Regions from separate parts of the Homo sapiens genome. Here region 1 is linked to region 2. The links are chromatin loops, found by intact Hi-C in ENCODE. Cell type or tissue: heart left ventricle. All regions are shown on one strand. Each heading gives the region's core, and the rest is flanking DNA. Links, peaks and the distances in the headings are about the cores only.

Region 1 (12,021 bases), core at 3,925-11,924, 490 kb after region 2:
CGATGGAGCCCACTAGGCCCGCGATGTTCAGGTGCGAGTAGGTCCGGGCTGTAGTCTCTGAGATCTTACCTGGGCCAGGAGCAGCAGGAGGACCTGGCTGAGGCTCCACTGGCCCCACCACAGGGCCAGAGACCCCTCTCCTGCCACCCCTTCCCCCGCATCCCAGGCGTGCAGCCCGGCAGGGGCCCCGGAGTTCCAGGCTCAGCCTCCTCCTGCCTGGAACCCTGTGGCAGCATGGCTGGATCCGCTGGGGCCAAGTGCAGACGGGGGACCTCTGGGGTGCCTTGCAGAGCGGCCAAGGCCTCACATCAGGGTCCCCCACATGAGGGACATGGAACAGACATGGCTCCGAGAGGCCACTTTCCAAGCAGCAATCTCGGGACTCTGTGTCTTATGTCACCCCAACTTCAACTCTATTTCTGCAGACTGTGACCATGCATGTCCAGAATCTCACTCGGATCAATCACAGAGAAGACTTGTCTACGCAGCGTAGGGTGAGCAACACCGGCCTCCACCAGCCCCATGCACTGCCTGGGTGCCCTCCCTCAGGCTTGAGCACTGACCTCCATCTCTGGGAGACATCTGAGCTCGTGCTGGCAGACACTACTCCTCCCCGGCCAACGGCCAGACAGCCCCTCCTCTGCCTCGGGGCACCCAGGGATCCCTCGTCCCTCTGTCCTGCCCATTCCCACGCCTGGCAGCAGCGGCAAAACAAAACCCCAGGGCCTACAGTGCGCCGGGCACAGACCCACCTTCCGCCACCAGCTCCTCCAGCAGGCTGCCCCACTCGCTGCGGAAGATGTTGGCACCTGTGAGGCTGCCATCCCCGCCGATGACGCACAGGTTGGTGATGCCGTGCTGGACCAGGTTGTAGGCCGCTGCCCGGCGCCCCTCCCTGGTGGTAAAGGCCTTGCAGCGAGCGCTGCCAATGATAGTGCCGCCCTGCACAGAGGAGACCAGAAACTTCAGGAGAGATGGCAGGCGGCAGACAGCCCCTGGGGATCACCAGAGGGACCCCAGGACTGGGCAGCAAGGGGCTGGCAGACCCTGCAGAGTGAGAGGCAGAAGCCCCGGGGTCTCTGGAAACCTGAGGTGGCCCTACCTCCCTGGGCCTCTCTCCTTGGAGAGACAAAGAGGAGGATGATGTCCGTCCGGTCCTGGGCTTGGGAAGCCCCAAGGTAATAGAGTGGAAGGCTTTGGAGACTGGAAAGCACAGTACACACACGCATAGGTTGCCACACACATGTGCGTGCACACGTGCACACACAGGCCCTGTACCAACTCAGGGAACCGGCCAGGGCCTCCAGGGCTCAAGCCTCAGCAGCTCCAGGTGCGCTCACGTGGCCCCTCATAGCCAGCCTCAGCCAGGGCTCCCCCAGGACCCAGCACGGCCACGTCTCCAGGTCCTCCTGGCCCCTGGCAACCCCATGACCCTGCGACCCAACAATTCCATGGCAGCAGATGACAGGGTCGGCCTGAACCTGAGTCCCTGTGCGATGGGGCACGTGTGTGTGTGACTCTGAGTACATATGTCTGTATGTTTCTGTATCTGTGTACCTGTGTGCGCATCTGTGTGTCTACGTGTGTATCTGTGTATTTATGTGTCTGCATGTGTCTATCCATGTGTATCTGTCTCCATGTCTGTGTGCATCTGTGTGTGTCTGTGTGCGCGTCTGTGTGTCTGTGTGCACGTCTGTGTGTCTGTATGTGTGCATGTCTGTGTGTGTCTGTGCACGTGTCTGTGTCTGTGCGCGCCTGTGTGTCCGTGCACGGGTCTGTGTGTGCACGCATCTGTGTGTGTGCACATCTGTGTGTGTGTGCGTCTGTGTGCATGTCTGTGTGTCTGCATGTGTGTGTTTGTGCACGTGTCTGTCTCTGTGTGTGTGTCTGTGTGTGCAGGTCTGTCTCTGTGTGTCTGTCTGCGAGTCCAAGTGCAACATGCATCCGCGTTCCCAGGCCTCACCAGCTGGATGATGTTGGAGACGCTCAGCCAGTTGGCCTGCTTGATGTTCTCACCTCCCTCCACGAGGCCCTCATAGCCCTGAAATCAAGAGTGGGGCAGGCATGAGATAGGGGACCCCATGGCGGCCGGCAGCAAGTGGTCTGGGAGCAGGATTTTCACCCCACCAGCAGAAAGCAGGACCAGGGTGCTGACTGTGAGGCCCCACCATCATCCCAGGGCCTGGGTAACAGGGTCCGGGTGCCCCCTAGGGGGCTCCAGACACCCTCTGCACAGCTGGTGAGTCCGTGTGTCCCGGGGCGTGACTCCTGTGGCAAGTGCTTTGGTGCAGGGGCCTGTCTGAGCTCCCTCACCCCACCCAGATCCACACAGGCAAGTTCAGCGTCCCGAAGGCCCCAGCGGAGCCCGCCATCCAGCTCCTGAGGGTGCATCCTAGGTCTGCCTGTTCTGAACATCCTAGAAATGACACCACAGAGGCTGCTGTGCGTGGCTCCTTCTGTCCCCACTGGAGTCCTCCCAGGCATGCGGCCGGCGGGGTGTGCGGCGCGTGCTCTTGCTGTGTGGCGGCCGTGTGAACAGCCCAGGCTACCATCTGCCCGCCAGAGCGGGAAGCTGAGAACACACACACCTCCCTACAGGCGGGCCCCCACCCGAGGGAGCTCCTGGGTCCAGGGGACCCGAGTGGCCATCGCTCGTAGGGCCGGCAACACCCCAGGCAGGGGCTCCAGGCTCCGCGTCCCGCCACGCCGGCCACACTGGGCCTTCCATCCAGTACCGTGGATCTGCCTCTCATGCGGTTCTACCTGGGATTTCCCAGATGGCACCTGCACAGCCTCCGTGCCACGTGCCCGTTTCCTACTGCACGGCCAGCCCTTTCTTGTTGTTTGAGGGGAGGGACACTCATGACTGCATTTCACTAAGGGTGTGGAGAGGAGAAGGGCGGCCTCCTCCGTGCAGCCCCGGTCCCTCCATGGCATCAGCAGCCTTCTCCAGGCCGTGAGGTGAGGCAGTGGAGCAGCCATTCCTCGGCCAGGGCGGATGCCAGCTCAGCTGTGGGCTTCTGCTCCTCCCTCCGCCTTCTCCCCAACCAGGTGTCAGGGCCCTGGGGGCCAGGAGGGCAAGTGCCTCAAGCAGGCAGGGGGTCAAGGGATAGTGCGCGCTGCGGGGCGCATGAACATCCCCACTCTGGCCATGGCGGGCTTCTAGCCTGACAGCCTCCCTTCCCCACCAGCTGGGCTGGGGGACAGGTGCCCCTGCCCCATCTCAGGGGCTGATCTGAGGGACCACAGAGCTACTTCCTCCGGCTCAGGCCAGGCCAGCCTGGCCCCCTCTGGTTGTACCAGCCCTGAGCTAGGAACAAGGAAAACAGGAAAATGATCCCAAACCCACAGCCCCACCTGAGCAGGAGGCCACCAAACACAGGTCTGTCTGCAAAACTCAGGATCCAATACAGAGCCCAGGCGCCAGCCAGGCCCCTGCCCCACTGGGCGGAGGGGCAGGCAGGTATGGCCAGCCCAGCAGTCCCCAGAGACCCCACAAGGCCAGTGGCTCAGTTCTGCTGGAATCAGTCTCACAGACACAACCTCCTCCTACCCTTGGAATCTTCTAGAAGCTGTTTGCCCCCCTCTACCCACTCTGTTTCCGTCTCTGTCCTCCTAGGCCCAGCTCACCTTCCCCTCCTTCCCCTCTAGCCCCGCCCCCTCCTCTCACCCCTGCAGGCCTGGACCCAGGCTCAGGGCCCTCCCTGCTATGCTGTGGGCTCTGCCTGGGGGGATAAGAGTAGCCTGTTCTGAGCCCTCCTTTGTGTCAGAACTGAGAAGGGTTTTCACCTCCAAGGCCACCCTCCCTTTCTGCCCTAACAATAGCCCCAAGGAGAAGGGATCGGTCTCCCTGCTGAAGGAAGCCAGCGCTGGGGGCTCAGAAACCCAAAATGCAGTCTGATGTGAACTGACGCAGCCGCAGGTCTCCCTGACCTCCCCCTTCTGCCTCTCGACCCTCTGCCTCCTCCAAGCTCAGGATGCAGCTGCTCCCTGAAGCCCCCGAATCTGCCTAAAGCCCATAGCTGCTGGAGAAAGGAACAGTGACGGCCAGTCCCCTCCCTGAGTTTCCATGCACTGAGGTCATCGTAGGAAGAAAGACCTGTGTCTGCCAACACACTTGGGCAGGTGGTCACCAGGGCTAACAGATGCTGTCCAAGCCCATTGAATCCCCTAAAAACCATTCATGGCCGTGCACAGTGGCTCGCGCCTGTAATCCCAGCACTTTGGGAAGCAGAGGCGGGTGGATCACCAGAGGCCAGGAGTTCGAGACCAGGCTGGCCAACATGGTGAAACCCCGTCTCTACTAAAAATACAAAAAACAGCTGGGCGTGGTGGTGGGTGCCTGTAATCCCAGCTACTCAGGAGGCTGAGGCAGGAAAATTGCTTGAACCTGGGAGGCAGAGGTTGCAGCGAGCCAAGATTGTGCCACTGCGCTCCAGCCTGGGCAACAGAATGAGACTCTGTCTCAAAAAAAAAAAAAAAAAAAATTCCTACCCCCCTAGAATCATCCAGGCTGCCCATGCCCCTTTCCCTGGGAGGAGGGCAGGTCAGCATCTTCGCCCTACCTCTCCATGCCTATTCACAATGAATGCCAGCACCTCTGCCCTATTAATCCGCTTTTCGCAAGTGGATTCTTCCAAGAACCTTCATGGGACGGAGGGGAAGTCTTCCCTGGGCCGCTATATCAGAATGTCTCATCTCAAAATCTGCCTCTTAGATGTGGATGTTTCTGAGCTAAAGCCCACTAGGCAGCAGATTCAGGGAAGCTCTCAGCCTTGCCTCCCTTTGAGAGGAAAGCAGCACACAGCATCCCAAGACTAAGGCTCCTCCTGTTACCGCCTGGACAGGATGTAAATGCCCCTCACAGCCCTCAGGACCCAGAGACAGCCCCAGGACCCGCGCCCACCCACTTCATTCTTTTTCCCATAAACTCACCCTCCTGCATTCCCCCACCTCCGAGGGCCTCACGCTGCGTCCCTGTACCCCTCGGCTTCTCCATGTGCACTGGTCTCTGCTGGGCTCTGCAGAAGCCAGGACTCTAGGCACGGCAAAGTGCCTCTTCTCCCCTTTTCCAGGACACGCCCTGCACCGATGAACCTGTTTTCTGTCTTTTGCCACAGGAGTCTTTCCCAACCACAAATGTGTGGGGGTTCCGGAAAACCCTAATTTCTCCCCTTTGCCACTTAGAAGAAGAAACTGAAGGTCGAGCAGGTGGCAGGAGGGGTTTGTACGGACACAGCCCAGCCTGCCTAGAGAGGCCCCCACACCCAGCTCCCCAGGGCTCTGAGACCTGCTTCCTAATCCAATACTGGCAGGGCCCCAGCCTGGCCACAGGGAGAGGACGGGCCAGCACAGACTGCCCACTCACTCATTCATTCACACAGTCCTGCAGAGGGAGGGCTGGACAGGCTGCTGTTCCCTGGGGCCAAGATGGGGGAACTGAGACCCAGGGCGGTGAGTGGTCAGCAGCGAGCAGTGAGCAGTGAGGGGGGTGGGGCTGAGTGCCTGGGGCTGCAGAGCTGGGGTTGCTACATTTTATATAAACAGCTACATATTACATAAAAAGTGGCAACAAAATAACAAAAGACCTTGTCTTGTGGAATGTGGAAAACCACCTGACAAGGCAAGAATGCAGCCTGTGAGTGCGTGGTGTGGCCCAAGTGTGTGAATGCGCCTGTGTGTGCACATGTGTGAGCGCAAGTGTGGGTGTGTAAATACCCAGGACGGAGGGCGAGCCCCAAATCTCCCACGGGGACTGGGGCTGAGGCAGTAGGGCATCCGCTGCTCCTGCGGGGACACAATGAACATAGACACAGCAGAGCTGCTGCCAGCGGCTGCCCCCCGGGTCTGGGTGGTGAGGCAGGAGGCTGGGGAGGACAAGGGCAGAGGCGGTGAGGTCCCTGGCCCCCACTCACAGAGGCCTCGGGGCGGGACAAGGGCCAGGCTGGGGGACACCAGGCAGGGGTGTGGTGGGTGGGGCCTGGCCCGTCAGCGATCACTGTAGGCAGGGCCTCGACTCCTTGTCCACCCAGCTCCTTCCCTGCCCCCAGGCCCGTGCTCTGCAGCCTCTGAGCCTCCAGCCGGGCTGAGTCCCAAGGCAGTAGGTCTTCTTTCTGCAGATGCCTTTGGCCTGGCCCCAAGCTCCCCCTCACACTCCCCAAGACCACATACCCATCAGCTCCTCCAGGCCAGGACCACCCCGTCTCCCAGTGTGACCCACACAGAACACACCTCGGCATGCGCCTCAGGAGGTCCCCACTCCCTGCACACACACAGCCCACCTTGGCCTTACCTCGTAGATGAGGAAGACTTTGGCACCCACATAAATGCCCATGCGCGTCACAGCCCGGACAGCAGCGTTCATGCCTGTGGAGGTCAGGGCAAACCTGTCAGTCCCACGCTGAGAAGCAAGGCCCTGGACACCCTCCCCATCTCAGAGGACAGGGGGTAGGGGAGGCCTGGACACCCTGTCCATCTCAGAGGGCGGGTGGTGGGGGAAGGCCCTGGTCACCCTCCTCATCTCAAGAGGGCAAGGGTCAGGGAAGGCCCGGACGCCCTCCCCATCTCAGAGGGCAGGGGGTAGGGAAGGCCTGGTCACCCTCCCCATCTCAGGAGGCACCAGGCCAGGAAACTTGAGGACCAGCCCTGGGCCCCCGGGTGGAGGCTCGGGTGAACCCAGCAGGCTCTAGGCTTCAGCTTCCGAGCACCTGGAGTATGGTGCCCAGAGATAAACTGGGAACATCCCATGCAGAGCATGGCAATCAGGCATGTGTGGGTGTCCCGAACTCCACACCCCGCCGCCCCAACCTCTGCCACGGAGCCCCCACACTCACAGGCCACGGGGCCAGGCCTTGACCACAGAGCAGGATAAAAAGTGGGGCAGGTGGAAAAGAGGCCGGCACCTCCCACACCGGCCCCACCCCAGACATTCAGGCTGCGGCGTGGGGATGGAGAAGCCGGGGAGCACCTCTGGGCACTGAGGAAAGCACCTGCTGGAAGGGGCTTGGGCTCCTTCCTCCGCAATGAGATGGGGGACTGAGAACAGAGCCCCTCCGGCCTCAGCCACCCAGGGAACAGCACTGCCCTGCCCCAGGGCCTCAGGGACCCTCACCCCCCAGCCTGGACATGATGCTGGTGCCACCAGGCTCTGAGGTCACTTCCTCTTTCCTGTCCCCTTGCCCTCGGCTCCCAGGACTGCAGTGAAAGAAACAGTCTGTCCCAGCGGGGGCCTTGGCAAAGCCAGTTTCCTGGAGAGGGACATTAACGGGGGAGGCGGCACTCAGGAAACGCTGGTGCTAATGTACCCCACACCTTCTTCCCGAGAGCCCCCATCTCAAAAGATATCCATGACTTCATACAAAAGGGGCAGCCAAGACCACCTAATCTTCAGAGAGGAGGAAACCCACGCCAGCGGCCAGGGTCCCCTTCTGAGTGAGGTCTGGGGCCGTGTAACAGGCCTGAGTTTGTGCTTGCCCCTGGGACCAGCCCTGCTCTTCCTGCCTCCCTCCCAGCACCCATACCATGCCATCCATCCCTAAGCCATGCGGGTCCTCTGTCCCCAAGCCTCGTGCCCCTCAAAAGCCCCTGCCCTCCCACCCCCCTGTACTTGCAGAGGCTGGAGGTGCTGACCTGCTGGGGGCTCCTGCTCAAGCCTCGGCAGCTCCCTTGAACATGGAGACCCCCACGAGAGGACTCTCGACCTCTACCCTGGTTACACATGCTTCTCATCCGCTCTCCAGCTTGGCGTGGGGCTCAGCAGCAGGGAGCAGGTGTGAGGTGAGGTGCCACGCCTTGAGAAACCCCAGGGATCGGCACACTGTTCTCACGTAGCAGCCAGAGTATCTGCCACCATCCCCACACTACAGGAATCCAATGAGATCCCAGAGGGAGGGTGAGGGACCTTCCAGAGCCCAGCAGGTGGCAGCAGAGCCAGGACTCACCCAGACCCACCCTCAGGTTCAGTAGGTGGCCCTCTCCCCACCCAGCAGCCAGGGGATCCAACAGGGGGGCCAGAGCCAAGCCCGGCAGCCATCCAGAAGAAGGGGCACAGACGTTAGAATGGGCAGAGCACAGAGCGTGCAGGGAGCTGGAGCTGCCCACACTGGCAGCTTCTCCACTTGAGCAAGCAACGCCGTCTCTAAAGGAACAGTGCCTCCCTCACATCCCCACATAGATGGGAGCACGGCTGCTACAGCTGAAACTGGGGCGGGAACCCAGCAAGCATCCCACACACACCCAGAAAGCCAAGCCCCCCAGACAGACAGACAAGCTCCCCCAGAAAGACAGCCGAGCCCCCCAGACAGCCGAGCCCCCCGCAGACAGCCAAGCCCCCCGAGACAGACAGCCGAGCCCCCCCCAGACAGCTGAGCCACCCCAAGCACCCGACAACCAAAAACAGTCAGCAGAGCCAAGTCCTGCTGCCTGAGGCTGGGCGTCCAAGGTGGTGCTGTGAGTGCAGCGCCCTGTCCCCCACCCTCACTGGAGTTGGGGGCAGTGAGGGAGATCCACTCAGCCACAGCTGGCCGAAGCTAAGCCTCCGTCCCTCCCTCGCCCTCCCTGCAGACCTGGTCCCACCACAGGTCCAAGCCCACCTCTGGCAGGCAGCAGCTGAGGCAGGGCAAGGAGAGGGCAGGAGCAGCGCACCCAGGCCACCGTCCAACCACAGGGCCTCTCTGGTCTCCCCAGCTCCAGGCGGAGTCAATGTGCCACTGGGCGGGTCAGCCCAGGGTCACAGCCATCTCAGCAGGGGGCCTGGTGGGCTTGTCAGGGGACCTGGGAACGGCAAAGGGGCCCCAGGATCAGGGGTCAGCAAGGGTACCCCTCACTTCCAAATGTCTTCAGGGTGCTCTGCAAAATAAAACCTGCTTTGACGCCCGGAGACAATGAAGCTGCCAAAACCCAGCTTTGTGCTGAGCCCTTGGGAGGAGAACAAAGTGGCCATGTCACATGGCCACTTTGTTGTTGGGACTGGATTTTAGAACGGGACTGGAAAGGGACACGTTCTGGATTTTAGAACGGGACTGGCTGCGGCCTGAAGGAGGAAATTTTCTCTGTTAACCTCATTGGAAGCTGTAATCTTCAAAAGACCTTTTTAATGGCCCTTTAATCGGCTTTTCTTTCTCAAAATAAACCTCGGGCAGCAGTCGCCGACACCGCAGTCAGAGGGCAGGCAGGACAGTGGGCCTGCCGCTGCCTACCAGCAGGTGATAGCCACCCCTGCCCAGGAAAAAAGGCTGGAACAAAATCAATGTCTGAGGTTGGTGCGCTGGTTCCCAGTGACCTTTCCTCACCATTAGCTCCCAGGCAAGAAAGCAGTGAGCATGAAATGGTCACAAAGTTTAATGATCAGCTAAGGATGTAAGCATGAGCCTGAAGGCTCCAAACAGGAGGCCATGTCAGGGAGGCGTGGCGGGCCAGGAAGCTAAGTCCTCACCTGCGATAACAGGAAACCAACGTCCAAACACACCAGCCAGGGAAAGGCAGGGCACGGTGTCCTGCAGGGGCAGGGAGGGGGCACTAGACAAAGGGCCCAGAGAATTAAAAGTGCCCAGGCCAGGGCGAGATGAAGGTAGGCATAGGCAGGCCGGGCCATTTTTTTTTTTTTTTTTTTTTTGGTCAAGTCTGTTTTTTTTTTTTGAGACAGAGTCTCGTTCTGTCACCCAGGCTGGAGTGCAGTGGCGGGATCTTGGCTCACTGCAACCTCTGCCTCCCCGGTTCAAGCGATTCTCCTGCCTCTGCCTCCCGAGTAGCTGGGACTACAGGCATGTACCACCACGCCTGGCTGATTTTTGGGGTTTTTTCTTGTTTGTTTTTTGCAACAGAGTCTCGCTCTGTCGCCCAGGCTAGAGTGCCGTGGCTCGATCTCGGCTCACTGCAACCTGCACCTCCTGGTTCAAGCGATTCTCCTGCCTCAGCCTCCTGAGTAGCTGGGATTACAGATGCGCACCACCATGCCCAGCTAATTTTTTGTATTTTTAGTAGAGACGAGGTTTCACCATGTTAGCCAGGATGGTCTTGAACTCCTAACCTCAGGTGATCCACCAGCCTCAGCCTCCCAAAGTGCTGGAATTACAGGCGTGAGCCACCGCGCCCGGCCTGTTTCAAGTCTTCTAGCTACCTTTGCACAGGTTATTGTGCAAATAGATATCCTTGAACAACGCCCTCCCCTGCTCAACAGCACCAACCCCTGGCCAACAGGAAAGGCGTGACCCAGAGCCACACAGGACAGGACTTGTGGGCTGGCTGGAAGGAACTTGCAAGGTGGCCTGTCTTGTCCCCAACCCCCTTTCACAGAAGGGGAAATCAAGGCCCGAGAAGTCCCAGGACTGGGCAACACTGGCAGGATGGTGAGGCTGGCTGTTCCATACATCCAACAAACGCAGACTTCAGCATTGGGGCAGAAAGTGCCTCCCAGTCCCCACTCTCCTGCTGCCCGGCTGACATAGAGGGCAAAGAGAAGGGCACACTATGCCACAGGCTTCCCCTCGGCCAGGGTCAGCCTTTCTAGGAAGGCAGTGGGGCCCCGAGAAGGAAAACAGAGCACCCACCATGGGGAGCCACACGGCAGCAGCAGTGGTGGCCTGGGAGAGCCCTGCAGACTGCTTTTCCGAACTCATGAAACAGGACTCTGGTTCTGCCCAGAATGTCAGTTCCTCCCATCCTACTCGCCCCAGATCATCCTCCATGAATCAGCCCCAGCCCTGAACTGGGGAAGTGTGTGGAGTCCTCCTCCCTTGCAGAAAACCACCTGTTCCCTGTCCACGCATGGGAGCTCACATACAGAGACGCTGCAGCTGCACGGGGCTTGGGAAGGGAGGACATTTGCAGAGGAAGGCACAGGCCCAACTGGGATGCCATGATCGGCCAGCAGGTGCACTGTGGGCACCCTCCCAGCTGCAGCCAGGAAGCGCTGCCCACTCCATATCAGGCACTGGGGCCAGGCTGAGCAGTTGGAACCCCCAGCTCAGACAGAGATGGGAGGCCCACCCAGCCGGCCTGTCCACAGGGCCAGGAGGGGCATCCCATCTCCAGATCCTCCACCAGCATCCAGAACCGCCTGTCACCCTGGGTGCCCCTCCCCGCTGGCCCAAGAACCACCTGCCAGGCTGGCCCTTCAGCAACCTCCAGCGAGCCCCCCTTCTCTGTTTAGTCTGTGCATGGGGTGGCAGGGGGTGGGGGGGGCACGTGCCACCCCAGGCTCTCAACTTTCCCAACCCTCCACTGCTGATGCTCCCACTTTGCAAACAAGGAAGCTGGTTGGGGACCCTCTGTGTTTCAGGGAACCACAGGTGGGCTTTGGGGCTTCACCAGCCTCACCAAGAAAGCGCCTCCCTGGTGGGCAGGCGGGCTGGCCCCACAGCAACCTGTCTGCCCTCCAGACTCGGGGCCTTTCTTGTCTAATCTCATGGGATGGAGCTTCCCGAGTTCACCCTCCAAGGCCACGGGCCTCCTCTCCCACCTGGGCCCACAACCCACCAGGCCACCCAAAGTGCTGGAATTACAGGTGTGAGCCACCGCACCCGGCCTGCTTCAAGTCTTCTAGCTACCTTTGCACAGGTTATTGTGCAAAAAGACATCCTTGAACAACGCCCTCCCCTCTCGACAACACGGACCCCTGGCCCACAGGAAAGGCGTGACCCAGAGCCACACAGGACAGGACTTGTGGAGCCACACTGGCTCCAGGACACTGCCAGTAGCCGGCAACAAGCAGCAGCTCCCGCTCTTGCCACAGCTGTGAAAAGGGCGGGTGGGCAGCCACCACAGGCCTGGCTCAGCCAGGTCTGAAGGAGCCCCCTCTGCAGGCCGGGGTTCAGACAGTGACACCCACGAGCCACTCCTGCCTCCCTGGCTTGGTCCCACTCAAGGCCGGCTTCCTTCTCGCCTCTTCCTGGCTTCCAGATAGGGAAAAGGAGGGTCAGGTGCCTGAAGCTGGGTGGGGGTGTGTGTCCGCATTTTCTCAACCATTTTCTGAACTCTAAAAGACAGACCAGACCCCGCTGCACAGCCTTGGGGTGCTGGCTG
Region 2 (16,653 bases), core at 1,904-9,903:
TCCCCATCTCTCTCCCGGCCTCTCTCTTCCCTGAGACAAAACAACATTGAAATTAGGCCAATAGTAACTGTACAGTGGGCTCAAGTGTTGAAGTGAAGAGTTGCACTCTACCCACTTCAAATCAAAAGCTAGAAATGATTAAGTTTAGTGAGGAAGGAATGTTGAAAGTCAAGATAGGCTGAAAGCTGGGTCTCTTGTTAGCCAAGTTGTGAATGCAAAGGAAAAGTTCTTAAAGGAAATTAGAAGTGCTGCTCTGTTGAACACAATGAATGATAAAGTGAAAAAGCCTTACTGCTGATATGGAGAAAGTTTTAGTGGTTTGGATAGAAGATCAAACCAGCCATAACATTCCTTTAAGCCAAAGCCTAATCCAGAGCAAGGTCCTAACTCTTCAGTTTTATGAAGGCTGAGAGCAGTGAGGAAGCTGCAGAAGAAAAATTGGGAGCTAACAGAGGTTGGTTCATGAGATTGAAGTAAATAACCTGTCTCCATAACAGAAAAGCACAAGGTGAAGCAGCAAGGTCTCCAGAAGATCTAGCTAAGATCAAGATGAAAGTGGCTCCTAAATTAAGCAATAGATTTACAAGGTACGTAAAATAGCCTTATACGGTATTGGGAGGAGATGATGCCATATACAACGTAAACAGCTAGAGAGAAGTCAATGACTGGCTTCAAAGGACAGGGCGACTCTTGTTAGGGGCTAATGTCGGTCACTTTAAGTTGACTGAGTTGAAGCCAGTTCTCATTTATCATTCAGAAAATCTTAGGGCCCTTAAAAATTATGCTAAATCTACTCTGAGCTCTAGAGATGGAAAAACAACCTGGATGACAGCACATCTGTGTACAGCATGGTTTACTGAATATAAGCCCACTGTTGAGACCTACTGCTCAGAAAAAAAGATTATCTTCAAAATACTATTCCTGACAGTGCACCTGGTCACTCAAGAGCTCTGATGGAGAGGTATAAGGAGATAAATGTTTTTGTGCCTGCTAACACAACACCAATTCTGCAGCCCATGGATCCGGGAGCACTTTTGACTTATTTAAGAAATACATTTCATAAGGCCATAGCTGCCATGAAAAGTGATTTCTTTGATGGATCTGGGCAAAGAAAATCAAAAGTCTTCTGGAAAGGATTTATCATTCTAGATGGCATTAAGAACATCTGTGATTCATGGGAGGTCACCATATCAACAACAGGCGTTTGAAAAAGTTGATTTCAATGCTCATGGATGACTTTAAGGGGAGGAAGCAACTGCAGGTGTGGTAGAAATGGCAAGGGAACTGGAATTAGAGGTGGAGCCTGAAGATGTCACTCAGTTGCTACAATCTCATGATCAAACTTGAACAGATGGGGAGTTGAGTCTTACAGATGAGCAAAGAAGTGATTCTTGAGATGGAATCTACTCCTGGTGAAAATGCTGTGAACATTGTTGAAATGACAAAAGATTGAGACTATTCCATAAATTTAGTTGATAAAGCAGCCGCAGGGTTTGAGGGTATTGACTCCAGTTTTGACTGAAGTTCCACTGTGGGTAAAGTGCTGTCAAACAACATCACAGACTACAGAGCAATCTTTTGTGAAAGTAAGAGTCAGTCCCTGTGGCAAACTTAATTGTTGTCTTATTTTCAGAAACTACCACAGCCACTCCTGCCTTCAGCAACTACCACCCTGATCAGTCAGCAGTCATCAATATCCGGGCAAGACTGCACCGGCAAAAAGATTATGACCTGCTGAAGGCTCATATGATTGTTAGCATTTTTTAGCAATAAAAATTAAGCATATTTTGGCAAATAATAATTATTTATTTATTTATTTTTTGAGACAGGGTCTTGCTCTGTCACCCAGGTTGGAGTGCAGTGGCACAACCACAGCTCATTGCAAGCCTTGACCTGGGCTCAAGCTATCCTTTCACTTAATCCACCTGAGTAGCTGAGACTACAGGCATGTGCCCCTACACCTGGCTGATTTTTCTGTCTTCATCTTGACCTCCCTCTATGTTGTCAGGGTTTGGCGAAAGTGACTCCATTTTGATTCTGACAATGTTCATACTCGAACAGAGGGTTGGATGTGGGGGACTATTACTTCTGTGTCCTCATGGGAAACCTGGCTGGTGGGTCAGATGTGTGAACACCTACCATTTCTTGGTATCCTGGTTTGTGTTTGTGTCTCTGTTTTAGTTTTATTTTAGCCCTATTTCTAGGGTTAGGCTAGACTGTGAGCAGGTATTTTCTCTTTTTTTTTTTTTTTTTTTTTTTTTTTGAGACGGAGTTTTGCTCTGTCGCCCAGGCTGGAGTGCAGTGGCGCAATCTTGACTCACTGCAGGCTCCGCCTCCCGGGTTCATGCCATTCTCCTGCCTCAGCCTCCCGTGTAGCTGGGACTACAGGCGCGCGCCACCATGCCCGGCTAATTTTTGTATTGTTAGTAGAGACGGGGTTTCACCGTGTTAGCCAGGATGGTCTCGATCTCCTGACCTCGTGATCCGCCAGCCTCGGCCTCCCAAAGTGCTGGGATTACAGGCGTGAGCCACCACGCCCGGCCTTCTCATTTTTATTGAGAAGAAAATCATTAAACCCCTGCATAGGAAATTAAGTTCAGGCTGCTGCTTCAGGCCAGTCTTTGCATTGTTGAACTTGCATTTTCTAAGGATATTTGCATTAGCAAAGATATGTTCTCCCTTTTATTGTCCTGACAGAAGCTTCATCTGTTATTTCAATTATATTGTCAATTAGTTTGCAGTAATAAGACCTAAATAATGGTTGATTTCCGAAGGTTTGTCACGGAAGTGTGTTGTGTGTTTTTACATGTTAACATGAAATTTTGGACTATGTGTAGAAGGTAGAACTCTAAACATACCTCACTAAGATTCCCATGCCCTTGTTATTCAAGCACTTTCTAGTACTTCGGTGGAGGGACTTTGGAGATGCAAGTCAGGTTAGTAATCAGCAGACCTAAAGAGTGGGAGATTATTCTGGATTACCGTGAAGGATCCAATAATAACATAAGGCTCAAAAGCAGTCAGTGAAGGCAGGATGGGGGTGGTCAGAGAGATTCAACATATGACAAGATCTCTACCTTCTGTGGCTGGCTGTGAAGATGGAAGAAGGAGCCATGACCTAAGGAAGGCGGGCAGCCTCAAGAAGCTGAGAATGATCCCAGACCAACAGACCCGTGGAAGTGAATTCTGTCAGCAACCTCAATGAACTTGGAGTGGCAGCCCTGGTGAGACTCTGAGCAGAGAACTAGCTGGCCCATGCTGTGTCCAGACTTCTGACGCTTGGAAACTCTGAGATCATCAATGAGTATTGTTTTAAATCACTAAATTTGTGGTAATTTGTTACAGCAGTGACAGAAGATGAATACAGTGTGTTATTGAGGGGACTTTGTTTTTCCTGTATCTTAATAATGTGATAAAATTTAGTGGGTTTTTTTTGTGTATCATTTACTGGTTTTTTTTGTGTGTGTATCTTAACATCTAGTTTGTCCTCATAACGTATTTTAAGGTAGCACATTCCAGTGTAAAGGTGGACTTGACAGAATCAATCTCTACATAGAAGGGGTTTAGATAAATTTGGTTAGATGTTCATGCACACTTTATTGTATTTGGGAGTAGTCATATAACTGCAGAAATTCAGAGGTGGTGGGACCTTGGCTATGATTCTGTTCAAGCCCCCTAATTTTACAGATTTTATGGAATTGAGCAACAGACAAGATGATTTTGCCTAGGTTCATAAACAGGAAAAAAGGAGAGCCAGGAAAGAACTCAATTGTTGTAAACTGCTGTCTTGTCTTGATGTTCTGTCTTCATTCATCATCCAGCCTTTCCTAGGAGTGTCAGAGATAGACCCAGGTAGAAGTGGGCTGCCCATGGGGGGCTTAGCACAACAGAAATTTATTCTTTTACTGTTCTGGAGGCCAGACATCTAAAATAAAGGTGTTGATGGGGTCATTCTTCCTCTTGAGGGCTCGAGGGGAGAACCCTTACTTGCCTCTTCCAGCTAATGGTGATTGTTGGTCATCCTTGGCGTTTATTGTCATTCTCTTGCTTGAGGTAGTGTAATTCTAATCTCTGCCTCCATCTTCGCATGGCCATCTTCCCCCTGTGTGCATGTCCTAAATGTACATGTCTTTCTGTGGATATATGCTTTTATTTCTCCTGTGTAAATAACCAGGGTTATAATGGGAAGTGTGTGTTTAATTTTTAAAGAAACGGCCAGTTTTCCTCTAGTTCACATTTCCCTAGCAGTGTATTAAGTGTTCCCGTTGCCCCACCTCCTTGCTGACACTTCGCGTGGCCAGTTGTTTTTTGTTTTCTTTTTTCTTTCTTTCTTTCTTTTTTTTTTTGAGACAGGTTCTCACTCTGTCACTCGGGCTAGAGTGCAGTGGTGTAGTCATGGCTCATGGCAGCCTCTGCCTCCTAGGCTCAAGCAATCCTGCCACCTCAGCCTCCCAAGAAGCTGGGATTACAGTTGCATGCCACCTCGCTTAGCTAATTTTTGTATTTTTAGTAGAGATAGGGTTTCGCCATGTTGCCCAGGCTTGTCTCGAACTCGTGGGCCCAAGCAATCTGCCCGTCTTGGCCTTCCAAAGTGTTGGAATTACAACTGCGAGCCACTGCGCCCTTCCAGTTTTAAAAATTTTAGCCATTCTATTGGGTGTATAGCAGTCTTACTGAGGTTTTGTTTTATTTATTTATTTTTTTTTATTTTTTATTTTTGAGGTGCTCTCTCTGTCATCCAGGCTGGAGTGCAGTGGCATGATCTCAGCTCACTGCAACATCTGCCTCCTGGCTTCAAGTAATTCTCCTGCCTCAGCTTCCCAAGTAGCTGGGGCTATAGGCGCGTGCCACCACACCTGGCTAATTTTTGTATTTTTAGTAGAAACGGGATTTCACTATGTTGGCTAGGCTGGTCTCTAACTCCTGACCTCAGGAGTTTGCCTCGCCTCCCAAAGTGCTGGGATTTACGGGCATGAGCCACAGCCCCCGGCCCTTACTGAGGTTTTCATTTGCATTTCCATAAGACTCGTGATGTTGAGCATCATTTCACGTGTTTATTTGCCATCCATATGTCTTTTTAGATAAAGTGACTTGAGTCTTTGCTTCTTTCAAAATTGTGTTGATTTTCTTAAGTTTTAGTTCTTTGGCTGGGCGCAGTGGCTCACGCCTGTAATCCCAGCACTTTGTGGGCTGAGGTGGGCGGATCACGAGGTCAGGAGATGGAGACCATCCGGGCTAACACGGTGAAACCCCCTCTCTACTAAAAATACAAAAAATTAGCTGGGCATGGTGGCGGACCCCTGTAGTCCCAGCTACTCAGGAGGCTGAGGCAGGAGAATGGCGTGAACTTGGGAGGTGGAGCTTGCAGTGAGCCGAGATCACGCCACTGCACTCCAGCCTGGGTGACAGAGCGAGACTCCGTCTCAAAAAAAAAAAAAAACAAAAAAAGAAGGGTTTTTATTATTTCGATGAAATTCAATTATTGACTTTTAAAATATTTCTTGCTATTGTGTTATATTTAAGAAATAACTGCCAAACATCAGGTGGCAGTAGGATTTTCTCCTATGATTTCTTCTAGATGTTTTATAGTTTCAGCTCTTGTATTTAGGTTTGGGATCCATATCAAAGTTTTCCATATGGTATGAGATAAAGGCCAAGGTTTATTTGTAAATTATTTGTAAATGGCAGTGCAGTTGTTTCAGCACTGTGTTTGCTAGGGCTGCTCTACCACACAGGCTGGGCACGGCTTAAACAACAGAAATGTATTTCCTCATAGTCCTGGAGGCTGGAAGTCCAAGATCAAGGATAGGGCAGGGCTGGTTTCTTCTGAGGCTCTGTCCTCTATGCCTGTGTCCTCATCTCTTCTTAAAAGGATATTAGTCAGATTGGATTAAGGTCCACCCTAATGACCACATTAATTTTAATTACCTCTTAAAGGCCCTAGTCACACACTTTTCTCCACCTTCTTTTTTTTCATGTAATATGTCCTGAAGTTTGTTCTGTACTAGCATGTAGAGGTATTTATAGCTGCAAAGTACCCCACTGGTATATGTATCATAATTTGACTGGTCCTCTGTTGATAGACACTCAAGTTCTTTTTAATTTCTTTTTGTTTTTACAAATAGTCCTGAAATGAATAGCCTGTGTATACATTTTTTATCTTCACCAATGTTATCTGTGGGATGGATTCCTAGAAATGGAATTGCTGGGTCAAAGGTTATATTTCACTTTGTGTGGTAGCTATTTGTTAAGCCACTATTTTAAGTGGCAAGGAATGGCCTCTGAAAATTTCCCTGATACCAAGATTCGTCTCTTTTTTTGAACTTGTTTCTTATCAGTAAACATGAAACTGTATATTATTTTGTGTACGCGTGTATATGCTTTGGAAGCAAAAAACAAAATGGAAAAAATAAGTGCCCTGAACCATTCCCTCCAGCCTCTGAACTCATTTGCTGCACTTCTTTATTGACCAGTAGAGGCCACTGTTGAATAACAAAGCTGGCGGGAAGGCCAGCGCACACCCGGGCAGGTCTCTGTGCTGAGCCTGCATTGCCAGGAGCAGGTCTGGAGCTGCAGTTTTTAGACCACCCTTTCCCCTCCCTAAGGGAGGGTGTCACGCAGGGGAGTGCCAAAGGGGAACTCCAGATGAAGAATAAAGCCAGCTCTCTTTGGTACGAGCTCTTCTTCATGGTCCCACGAAGGTGATTTGTAAAGCTTTTGTGTGTTCTGCTGCCAGGCCTCTACTTAGTTGCCCACTGACATTGTGTTTCTCCCGCACCCCACCTGCTTAGCAGTTTACAGTCTATCTGCCGTAATCTGTTATTTTTTTCTTATAATTAGGCGGTTTGGCTTGAGACACAAGAATGGGACTAGATTTTAGATGACTGGGTGTAGGAAGCCTAGCAAATTAGGTTCTGTGGTTATTTCTCCTGATCTACTCCACATGAAGAGACACAAAGGGAGAACATCAGGGTGTGGCTTGTGAAATCCAAGGTCTTAGTCGGCTTGGTACTTGACCTCATTCACATTCAGTTCCCACCCACCCCTGAAATGTTTAATGCACTTGGCCCTTGGGGCCAGCACTTGCCTTTGGCCTGCCTTGCTGGCCCCTCCTTGCCACTCTGCCTTCTCTCACTGCTGGGTGTCAGCACACCCTTGTGACAGCACTTAGGTCTCTTCAGGACCTCTGTTTCCTGGATCAGGGCTTCTCAGCAGGTGTTAGTGGTATTTTGAGTGAAATAATTTTTCCTTGGGTAGGCCTTGTTCTACCCAAGGTTGTGGGTTCATTAAACGGTTAATCGGTACATTAGTCCGTTCTTATACTGCCATAAAGATACTACCTGAGACTGGGTAATTATAAAGGAAAGAGGTTTAGTTGACTCACAGTTCTGCATAACTGACGAGGCCTCAGGAAACTTATAGTCATGGCAGAAAGGGAAACAGACCTCTTCTCAAGGCGGTAGGAGAGAGAAGAGCAAGCCAAGGAAGAACTTGCCACACACTTATAGAACCATCATGTCTCCTGAGAACTCGCTATCACGAGAACAGCATGAGGGAAACTGCCCCCATGATCCAGTCACCTCCTACCAGGTTCCTCGCTCAACACTTTGGGGATTACAAGTCAAGGTGAGATTCGGGTAGGGACACAAAGCCAAACCATGTCATTTCTCCCCCTACCCCTCCCAAATCTCATGTTCCTTTCAAAACCATTCCATTTCAAAACAAATCATGCCTTCCCAGCAAGGCCCCCAAAGTCTTAACTCATTTCGTCATTAACTCAAAAGTCCAAGTCCAAAGTCTCATCTCTGACAAGGTAAGTCCCCTCTGCCTAGCAGCCTGTAAAATCAAAAGCAAGTTAGTTACTTTCAAGATACAATGGAAATACAGGCATTGGATAAATACTCCCATTACCAATGGAAGAAATTGGCCAAAACAAAGGGCTACAGGCCCCCATGCAAGTCCGAAATCCGGCTGGGCAGTCATTAAATCTTAAAGCTCAAAATGGTCTCCTTTGTGACCCCGTGTCTCACATCCAGGGCACACTGATACAGGGAGTGGCTTTCATGGTCTTGGGCAGCTCTGCCCCTGTGGCTTTGTAGGGTACAGCCCTCCCACACCCACCCCCTTCAGCTACTTTCATGGTGGGCATTGAGTGTCTTTGGCTTTTCTAGGTGCACAGTGCAAAGCTCTTGGTGGATCTACCGTTCTGGGGTCTGGAGGATGGTTGTTCTCTTCTCACAGCTCCACTAGGCAGTGCCCCAGTGGGGACTCTGGGAGCTCCAACCCCACATTTCCCTTCTGCAATGCCCTAGCAGATGTTCTCCATGAGGGCCCTGCCCCTGCAGCAGATTTCTGTCTGGACATCCAGGCGTTTCCCTACATCCTCTGAAATGTAGGTGAAGGTTCCCAAACGTCAGTTATTGAATTCTTTGCACCCACAGGCCCAACACCACGTGGAAGCTGCCAAGGCTTGGGGTTTGTACTCTCTGAAGCAACAGCCTGAGCTGTACCTTGGCCCTTTTTAGCCATGGCTGGAGCTGGAACAGCTGGGACACAGGGCACCAAGTACCAAGGCTGCACAGAGTAGCAGCGGGGCTGGGCCTGGCCCACAAAACCATTTTTCCCTCCTAGGCCTCCCTGCTTGTGATGGGAGGGGCTGCTGCCAAGATCTCTGACATGCTCTGGAGACATTTACCCCATTGTCTTGGCGATTAATATTTGGCTCCTTGTTACTTATTTGAATTTCTCTCCAGAAAATGGGTTTTTCTTTTTTATTGCACCGTCATGCTGCGAAGTTTTCAAACTTTTATTCCCTGCTTTCTTTTAAACACGAGTTCCAATTTCAGATCATCTCTCTCAAGTTCAAAGTTCCACAGATCTCTAGGGCAGGGGCAAAATCTCACCATTCTCTTTGTTGAAACATAGCAAGGGTGACCATTGCTCCAGTTCCCAAGAAGTTCCTCTTCTCTTTTTCAGACCACCTCAGCCTGGGCTTCATTGTCCATGTCACTATCAGCATTTTGGTCAAAAGCATTCAGCAAGTCTCTAGGAAGTTCCAGACTTTCCCACATCTTCCTTCTTCTAAGCCCTTCAAACTGTTCCAACCTCTGCCTACTACCCAGTTCTGAAGTTGCTTCCACATTTTCAGGTTATCTTTATAGCAGTACCCCTGGTACCAATTTACTGTATTCATCTGTTTTCACACTCCTATAAGAACTTCCCTGAGACTGGATAATTTATAAAGGAAAGAGGTTTAATTGACTCACAGTTCCACATGGCTAGGGAGGCCTCAGGAAACTTATCATGACAGAAGCCGAAGGGGAAGCAAGCACCTTCTTCACAAGGTGGCAAGAAAGAAGAGTGAAGGAGGAACTTTCGAACACTTATAAAACCACCAGATCTCATGAGAACTCACTGTCATGAGAACAGCATGGAGGAAATTGCCCCCATGATCCAGTCACCTTCCACTAGGTTCCTCCCTCAACACCTGGAGATTACAATTCAAGATGAAATTTGTGTGGGGACACAAAGCCAAACCATATCAATGGACATTTGGGTTGTTTCCAGTTTGGGGCTATTACGAATTTAGCTACTATGAACATTCACACAAAAGTCTATGGCAACATAAGACCCAGTAGAATTGCTGGGTCTTAGAGTCAATATATATGTAATTTTAGTGGAAATGGTCAAACTTCTTTCCCAAAGGGTAACCAAACCATTTTGCATTCCCATCAGTGGTGCATGAGAGATCTACTTGCTAAACTTGCCAGCACTTTAAGTCTTTAATTTTGGCCATTCTTTTGTGACTAAAGATACTGATAATGCTGAAGCTATTGAGCTGTATCTTATTGTGGTTTTAATTTGCATTACCCTTATGATTCACAATGTTGAGCATTTTCTCATGTGCTTATTAGCCATCTGTTTTAGTCAGTTCAGGCTGCTGTAAAAAAATACCAAAGACCAGGGAGCTTAAACAACAAACATTTATTGCTCCCAATTCTGGAGGCTGGGAAGTCTGGTGAGGGCTGTCTTCCTGGTTTGCAGATGACTGTCTTCTCCTTGTGCCCTTACATGGCCAGAGGCAAATCTCTCGTTTCTTCTTATAAAGGCACTAACTCCATTCATGAGAGTTCTGCCCTCCTGACCTAATCTCCTCCCAAAGGTCCCACCTCCCAATACCACATACATTAGGATTCAACATAGGAATTTTGGGGGGACGCAAGCGTTTGGACCACAGCATCATTCGTGTTGACTCTGACAGTGGCTCTTTTCAACTCTGCCTCCATTTTTCTTCTTACCTATTTTGATTTTTATATGTGGTGTGAGATGGGGAAAGTTTGATTTTTTTTTGTCTTAGAGATGAGCATCATTCATGGAAAAGACTGCCCTTTGCCTCTGGGCCATAGCTCTGTGTTCCCTCGAGTCAGGGTCTCTGTTGGTACAGGTATGCTTCTGGGCTTTCTCTTGTGCCCCATTGTTCAATTTAACTTTGAGCCAGTGCTACGTTGCCTTAATTTCCATAGCTCTGTAAGGAAGGCTTGGTAACTCATAGATGAAGCTTTCTGTTTATTCTTTTTTTTTTTTTTTTTTTTTGAGACAGAGTCTTGCTCTGTCACCCAGGCTGGAGTGCAGTGGCGCGATCTCGGCTCACTGCAACCTCCGCCTCCTGGGTTCAAGTGATCCTCCTGCCTCAGCCTCCCAAGTAGCTGGGACTACAGGTGCATGCCACCATGCCCGGCTAATTTTTCTATTTTTGGTAGAGATGGGATTTCGCCATGTTGGCCAGGCTGGTCTCGAACTCCTGACCTGAGGTGATCCACCCGCCTCGGCCTCCCAAAGTGCTGGGATTACAGGCGTGAGCCACCGCGCCTGGCCCTCTGTTTATTCTTTTTAAAGATAGTGTCTTGGCTATTCTGGATTGTTTGCATTTTTATATATCTTTTAGAAAGATATATATATGCCTCATATTCAGCAACTGTGCCAAACTCACTTTTACTAATTATCTTTAGATTCTTTTGGGCTTTCCTGTATATATGGACATAGCATCTGTGAATAATGAGTTTTATTTCTTTTTCAGTCCTTATACCTTATATTTATTTGGCAAGGATTTATTAATTTTCTGTCTCTTCAAAGAACCACCTTTTGGTTTCATTGATTTTTTTTTTTCTGTATGTTTGCTTACTGTTTTATTAATTTCCCCAGTCTCACTCTGGTTGCCCACTGGACTCCAGCCTGGGCAACCAGAGTGAGACCCTGTCTCAAAACTAAGCAACAAAGTAACCAGCAGGAACAGTTTGGAAAGACAGTGTACCCCTTATGTTTGCTTTTGCATTTGTAAAAAGAAAAAGAAAAAGAAAAGTCTATGTTTTGTTGGTATAAAGAACTATTTGGGCCGGCGCGGTGGCTCATGCCTGTAATCCCAGCACTTTGGGAGGCCGAGGCTGGCGGATCACGAGGTCAGGAGATCTAGACCATCCTGGCTAACACGGTGAAACCCCGTCTCTACTAAAAATACAAAAAATTAGCTGGGCGTGGTGGTGGGCGCCTGTAGTCCCAGCTACTTGGGAGGCTGAGGCAGGTGAATGGCATGAACCTGGGAGGTGGAGCTTGCAGTGAGCTGAGATCACACCACTGCACTTCAGCCTGGGTGATAGAGTGAGACTCCGTCTCAAAAAAAAACAAAAAAAAAACAAAAAAACTTTGTGTAGTTGTTATCAGAACCGTTATTGTACTAGGTATTCACTTTGGGCAAACAGAATTTTCACTTGTTAATATGCATATTCTATGGTTTATAGGCTTATATATTTTGTAAAGGTGTTTTGTTAAAATGACAATGTAACATTTATTCTGTTTGGTAATGGTTTTACTTATTAATTTTATAGAATTAACACTGAATCCTCCGGAAGGAATTGTAGCAGGTAAGGTACCAAAGTTAACTTCCTTATAATTTACTTTTAATTGCCAAAGTTCCTTCAAAGTTAAAATGTTGTGAAATTTTTTCTCACCCTACAGGCCCCATGAATGAAGAGAACTTTTTTGAATGGGAGGCATTGATCATGTAAGTTAATTTTAGGTGTACTAGTTTTTAGGGCTTTGCTGGAAGTCAGATGTAAGAATCACATCAGCAGTGTGACTGTGTCCAAAAGCATCAGCTGGAAAAAAGACTGAGTTCTCCAGTAATGCCCAGCTCTCGTCTAGGCTGCTGGTCTGAAAGCAGAGAACCTGAGCATTGATCCAAAAGAAATGAGTGTTTCCTTAGAGCCAGTCAAAGGTTTAGTTATAATTATGTAATATATGTATTATATATTTGAGAGTTTTAAGGTGGTAATTTTGGAATGTTGTATGATCGTGGTTAAAATAACCTCAAATGGCGTAGGTGGCTTTGGCTTCCAGAAGTAGCCCCTTCAGGTGTGAAATTTTGACGAGAAAAGGGTCCTCAAAGATGTGTCTGACCACACCAGGCATGTTAGCGCAGCCTTGCCTGCCCTGCCTTTGGGCCAGGACTTCTTTTTCTTCTCCTTTCCTCCCAGTTCGTATCTTCGTGTGCTGCATCTCCTTTTTCTGTTGCCTTGTCTGGACTTGTTGGCCTTGTGTTCTTTCCGACCCAAGACATGGCTTAGTAAGTGAGCAGTGTGGTTCTGGGATTCGTGGCATTTAACTTAGGGTGACGTTGCTTGGAAAGAGAAACACATGGACCCCTGATTTTAGAGTGTTCTATGGCCTTGACTCACTTTGCTTTTTCTTCTTTCTACCTTAGATGTGCAATTTTTGGCCATTCTTAGTGTATTTTCAGCAAAGTGAGGTTAAATAAAATTTAGGAAGTTGAAATTTGTAATCAGTCTCTGTTTTCTTTCTTTTCTTTTTCTTTCTTTCTTTTTTTTTTTTGAGATGGAGTTTCGCCCTTGTTGCCCAGGCTGGAGTGCGGTGGCACAACCTTGGCTCACTGCAACTCCTGCCCCTTGGGTTCAAGCGATTCTCCTGCCTCAGCCTCCCTAGTAGCTGGGATTACAGGTACCCACCACCGTGCCTGGCTAATTTTTGTATTTTTAGTAGAGACAGGGTTTCCCCATGTTGGCCAGGCTGGTCTCGAACTTCTGACCTCAGGTGTTCCGCCTGCCTTGGCCTCCCAGAGTGCTGGGATAACAGGTGTGAGCCACCGCGCCAAGCCCAGTCTTTGTTATCTCATTAGTGAGGTCTTTTAATTTGCAGCAAGGTCTTGGGTTGGATTTTGTTGCATTGAGAAGTGCTCTAGAGGGCAAGGACCGGAAAAGTGAGGGCTGTGAAACAAGTGTGGGCTCTGGCTTGAAGTGATCTTAAGCTTCATGATGCTTTTGGAATTCGCCAGTTGCTTGGATCACATTAATTCTTAATGCTCTATGGGTTGGTCTGAGAAACAGATTGCAGCTAAGTGTTGTCTGTGGAGGTTAAATTGATATGAAAATTAGTATTTTGGATAAACAAAATGTTTTTAAAAAATCATCAAACGCTATTCAGATGGTACAGCACGCCTGCCATTTCCTGATCATTTGTAATATCCTAATTGCTTGGGCCTATGGCACATGTTTTTTCGGTGTCTGAAGGTTTCTGGAATCTGTGTTTGTGTGTAATGTGGCCCCCAAGGCAGTTATGAGATGGATGGCGAGTCCCACAGTCTGGGCTGTCCTCATTAGTGGACTGTGCGGCTGTATACTTGTATCGGGGCAGCTCTTTTTATTTCTGTAGAAGCAGGAGATCATATACATGAACTGATGTGTAACCTGCTTGTTTCATGTGTTAATGCAGGCGCACCTGCACTCATGCCAGCGGGGCAGCACGCCTGCTGCAGGGGCCCAGAGTGGCGGGAGGCCTGTCTGTGTGTAGAGGTTGAAGGCGCCTGTCGTGTCTGCAGTTATTTGTGGGGTGTTGGCTCCTCCGTAGGCCTATTTGGAAGCTCATTAAAGGAACAGTTGAGCCGTCCAGTGTGGTTTTAAAAAAATGTTCATTGTTAAAAATCGATTAGGGTAACTATTACCAATTTTAAATAAACAGTGTAAAATTAAACCAATATTTTGAAAACCTGTCTTAAAAAGTAATTAGAACTATTTTTAGGTAGAGCACTTCTGTGTTTGAACAAGGCTTTTTGCATTAGTTTGGAATTCCCCTGCTTGAAGATCCTAGTGAGTTTGTGGGTTTTGGTCCTGTTCCAGACCCTTCACAAACAAGAGGCCGTTTACAAGTGCACTTAAAATGCCTATTAGGGAATTAACTGTCCTCCCATCGATTTGTCTCACCCTGCTATTTTGGCAGACATCTGGCCAAGTCTTTGCTCCTTGGTGATAAGTTTCTTCTTTTTCTCTTTATTCTTTGATGGCTTCCAGGGCCGCCTCTCTACCCTAGTATTTCTAAAACCCGTGCTTGCCTCACAGAAGTCGAACGGCTGTTGGTTTTTGCTGTTGTGCTTGCCTTAAGGGCCAGTGAAGAAAATGTCATTTTAGATATCTAAGCAACAAACACTAAGTGCCTTTGATATGTTAGGGCCCTTGTCTGAAGATACAGACATGTCAAAGATGCACTGAAATCTTTACCTTGGAAGACCAGGGTTGAGGGATTAGGATGGAGAATAGAACAGATTAGTGAATGAGAGGACTAAATAATGAGAGTCCGCAGGCTGTGTCTTTAAACACCGGGAATAACTCTGCTGACCCTGCCACGCTCATGGTGGAGTCTGAGCCTGCAATCAAATCGAGCGTGGCTGGGATGGCGGCACACCAGGGGATGTGGCCACCGTGGCTGTGGGTGCTAGCATGGCCTGCTGCTCTTGGCCCAGTCACTTTGCCTCTCTTTGACTTATTTGGATCAAAACAGAGAGGTTTATCAGCATCTTCTAGACAGATGGTTACAGGTCTTGCCCAGCTCTAGGGTCCATGGCCCGTGACCCCATTGCCACTAAGCCACGGTGACGGGGGTGTAGCTGCAGAGAGGGTGGGTGCCCTCTTTCATTGATGCACTTATGTGGGACAGAAGGAGTCCTAGACAGCTGTTCATCCCCAGTGGCCGGACAAGGCGTGGAGTCCCTTGGCGCTTGCTGTCCTCTGTGTCCTGCCCCAGCATTCCCAAATCAGCTGGCTTGGTGACCTTCTTGTCTGGTTCATGCCTGACTGCTGTCACCTCCCCAGACCAGTGGTTCTAGAGGCTGTGGTGAAATAAGAAGGACCTTCCTTTACTGAATGGTGTGTTTGGGGCCCAGTTGGTGGATGGATGCTCCCAGGTTCTCCAGCTGGCTCATGGCAGCCAGCTTGAGGGCTCCCAGGCTGCCGCGGCTTCTACCAGGAGCCCTTCTCACACTGGGGGCCAGTGTCCGGGGCACAGCAGCCTCCCTTTATGTCCAGGTTTCTTGTTGACTGAAGACTGTCACAGGGCATCTCTTGGCAGTATTATGCCTTGCTGAAATAAACCCGAGATAATAAAATAGGTGTTTATAATTTGTATTGTATGTAATCTCACCATAGCATTTTCTTCAACAAAAGTGTCACAAAGATCCCTATATGAAGAAGTTATTGCCACATTCATTGCAGTAATAATAATAAAAAAGGAAACATCACTGTTCCACATAATTTATGGAGCATCTATATAGAGTAATGCCATGTAGCTGTAAAACAGTTCAGGTGGAATTTTCATCCTGGCATGGAAAGATGTACACAATATAAATGGAAAAGGCGGATTCTAGAATAATAGGTCTGGAACCGTCTGTCCGTCCTTCCTTCCTCTCCTCTCCTCCCTCCTCTCTCTCTTCCTTTCTCCCCTCCTTTCTTCCCTCCCCTCCCCTCCCCTCCCTTTCTTATGGAGACATGGTCTAGCTCTGTCACCCAGGCTGAAGTTCAGTGGCCTGGTCACAGCTCACTGCAGCCTCAAACTCCCAGGCTCAAACAATCCTCCCACCTCAGCCCCACAAGTAGCTGGGACCACAGGTGCACACCACCACGCCCAGCTAGTTTTTAAAATGCTTTGTAGAGATGGGGTCTTGCTCTGTTTCCCAGGCTGGTCTCGAACTCCTGGCCTCAAGCAATCCTTCTGCCTCAGCCTCCCAAAGTGCTGGGATTACAGGCAGGATCCAAGGCACCCAGCCTAAACAGCTTTATTGAGATAATTTACATACTGTAAGTTTTACTTGCATTAAGTATAAAAGTTAGTGGTTTTAGTAAATTTCTAGAGTTTTGTAGTCATCACCACAGTCCAGTTTTAGAACATTTCCAAAAAGATTCTTATGTCTATGTGCAGACAGTTCCCATTCCAACCCCCAGGCAATCCCTGCTCTTTCCTCTGACTATAGATTTGCCTTTTCTGACTTTTCCTATGTGTGGAATCATACACTGTCTAATCATCTGTGCCTGGCTTCTTGTACTTGGCAGAATGTATTTGCAGTTCATCCATGTTATACCATGTATCAGCAGCTCCTTCCTTTTCCATTCCCCAGTTGATGGACATTTGGGCTTCCTACTTTTTGGCTCTTTTGAGCAATGCTGCTGTAAACACTTGTCTTGTCACACTGTCTGTGTGGACATGGAGTTCATTTCTCTAGACCAGATATAGAGGTGTGGAATTGCTGGGGTGTGGAGTAAATTTGCGTTTAATGTTTTAAGAAACTATCAGACTATCTTCCTAGAGTAGCTCACC

Evidence for each region. Peaks named below come from ENCODE experiments on the same cell type or tissue, not always from the same donor. Only the 100,000 strongest peaks of a DNase experiment are listed, where the experiment ranks them.
Region 1: it touches region 2 in a loop (3-fold over the local background); 6 of 110 quality-filtered maps call a loop at or near these places.

Annotation. Positions count from the first base shown.
Region 1 is chr21:44,301,026-44,313,046 of GRCh38, reverse strand. It overlaps PFKL (phosphofructokinase, liver type), which reads right to left. Exons shown (of 22, transcript NM_002626.6): 2 at 6,293-6,366; 3 at 1,964-2,041; 4 at 753-942; 5 at 1-69. Among named protein-coding and RNA genes, the nearest start is that of PFKL, 7.0 kb to the right of the region's middle. RefSeq lists a silencer at 2,235-2,284 and enhancers at 4,807-5,460, 6,116-6,769, 6,770-7,424, 7,464-8,263, 10,829-10,968. In heart left ventricle, for the core only: a CTCF peak has its summit at 7,925 (motif pointing right); no DNase peak of the experiment used is centred there; H3K4me3 peaks cover 670 bases; H3K27ac peaks cover 225 bases.
Region 2 is chr21:44,783,325-44,799,977 of GRCh38, reverse strand. UBE2G2 (ubiquitin conjugating enzyme E2 G2) reads left to right here. Exons shown (of 6, transcript NM_003343.6): 2 at 11,883-11,918; 3 at 12,013-12,058. Among named protein-coding and RNA genes, the nearest start is that of UBE2G2, 10 kb to the left of the region's middle. RefSeq lists an enhancer at 6,681-6,770 and a silencer at 11,362-11,586. In heart left ventricle, for the core only: CTCF peaks have their summits at 6,268 and 6,474 (motif pointing right); a DNase peak (open chromatin) is centred at 6,527.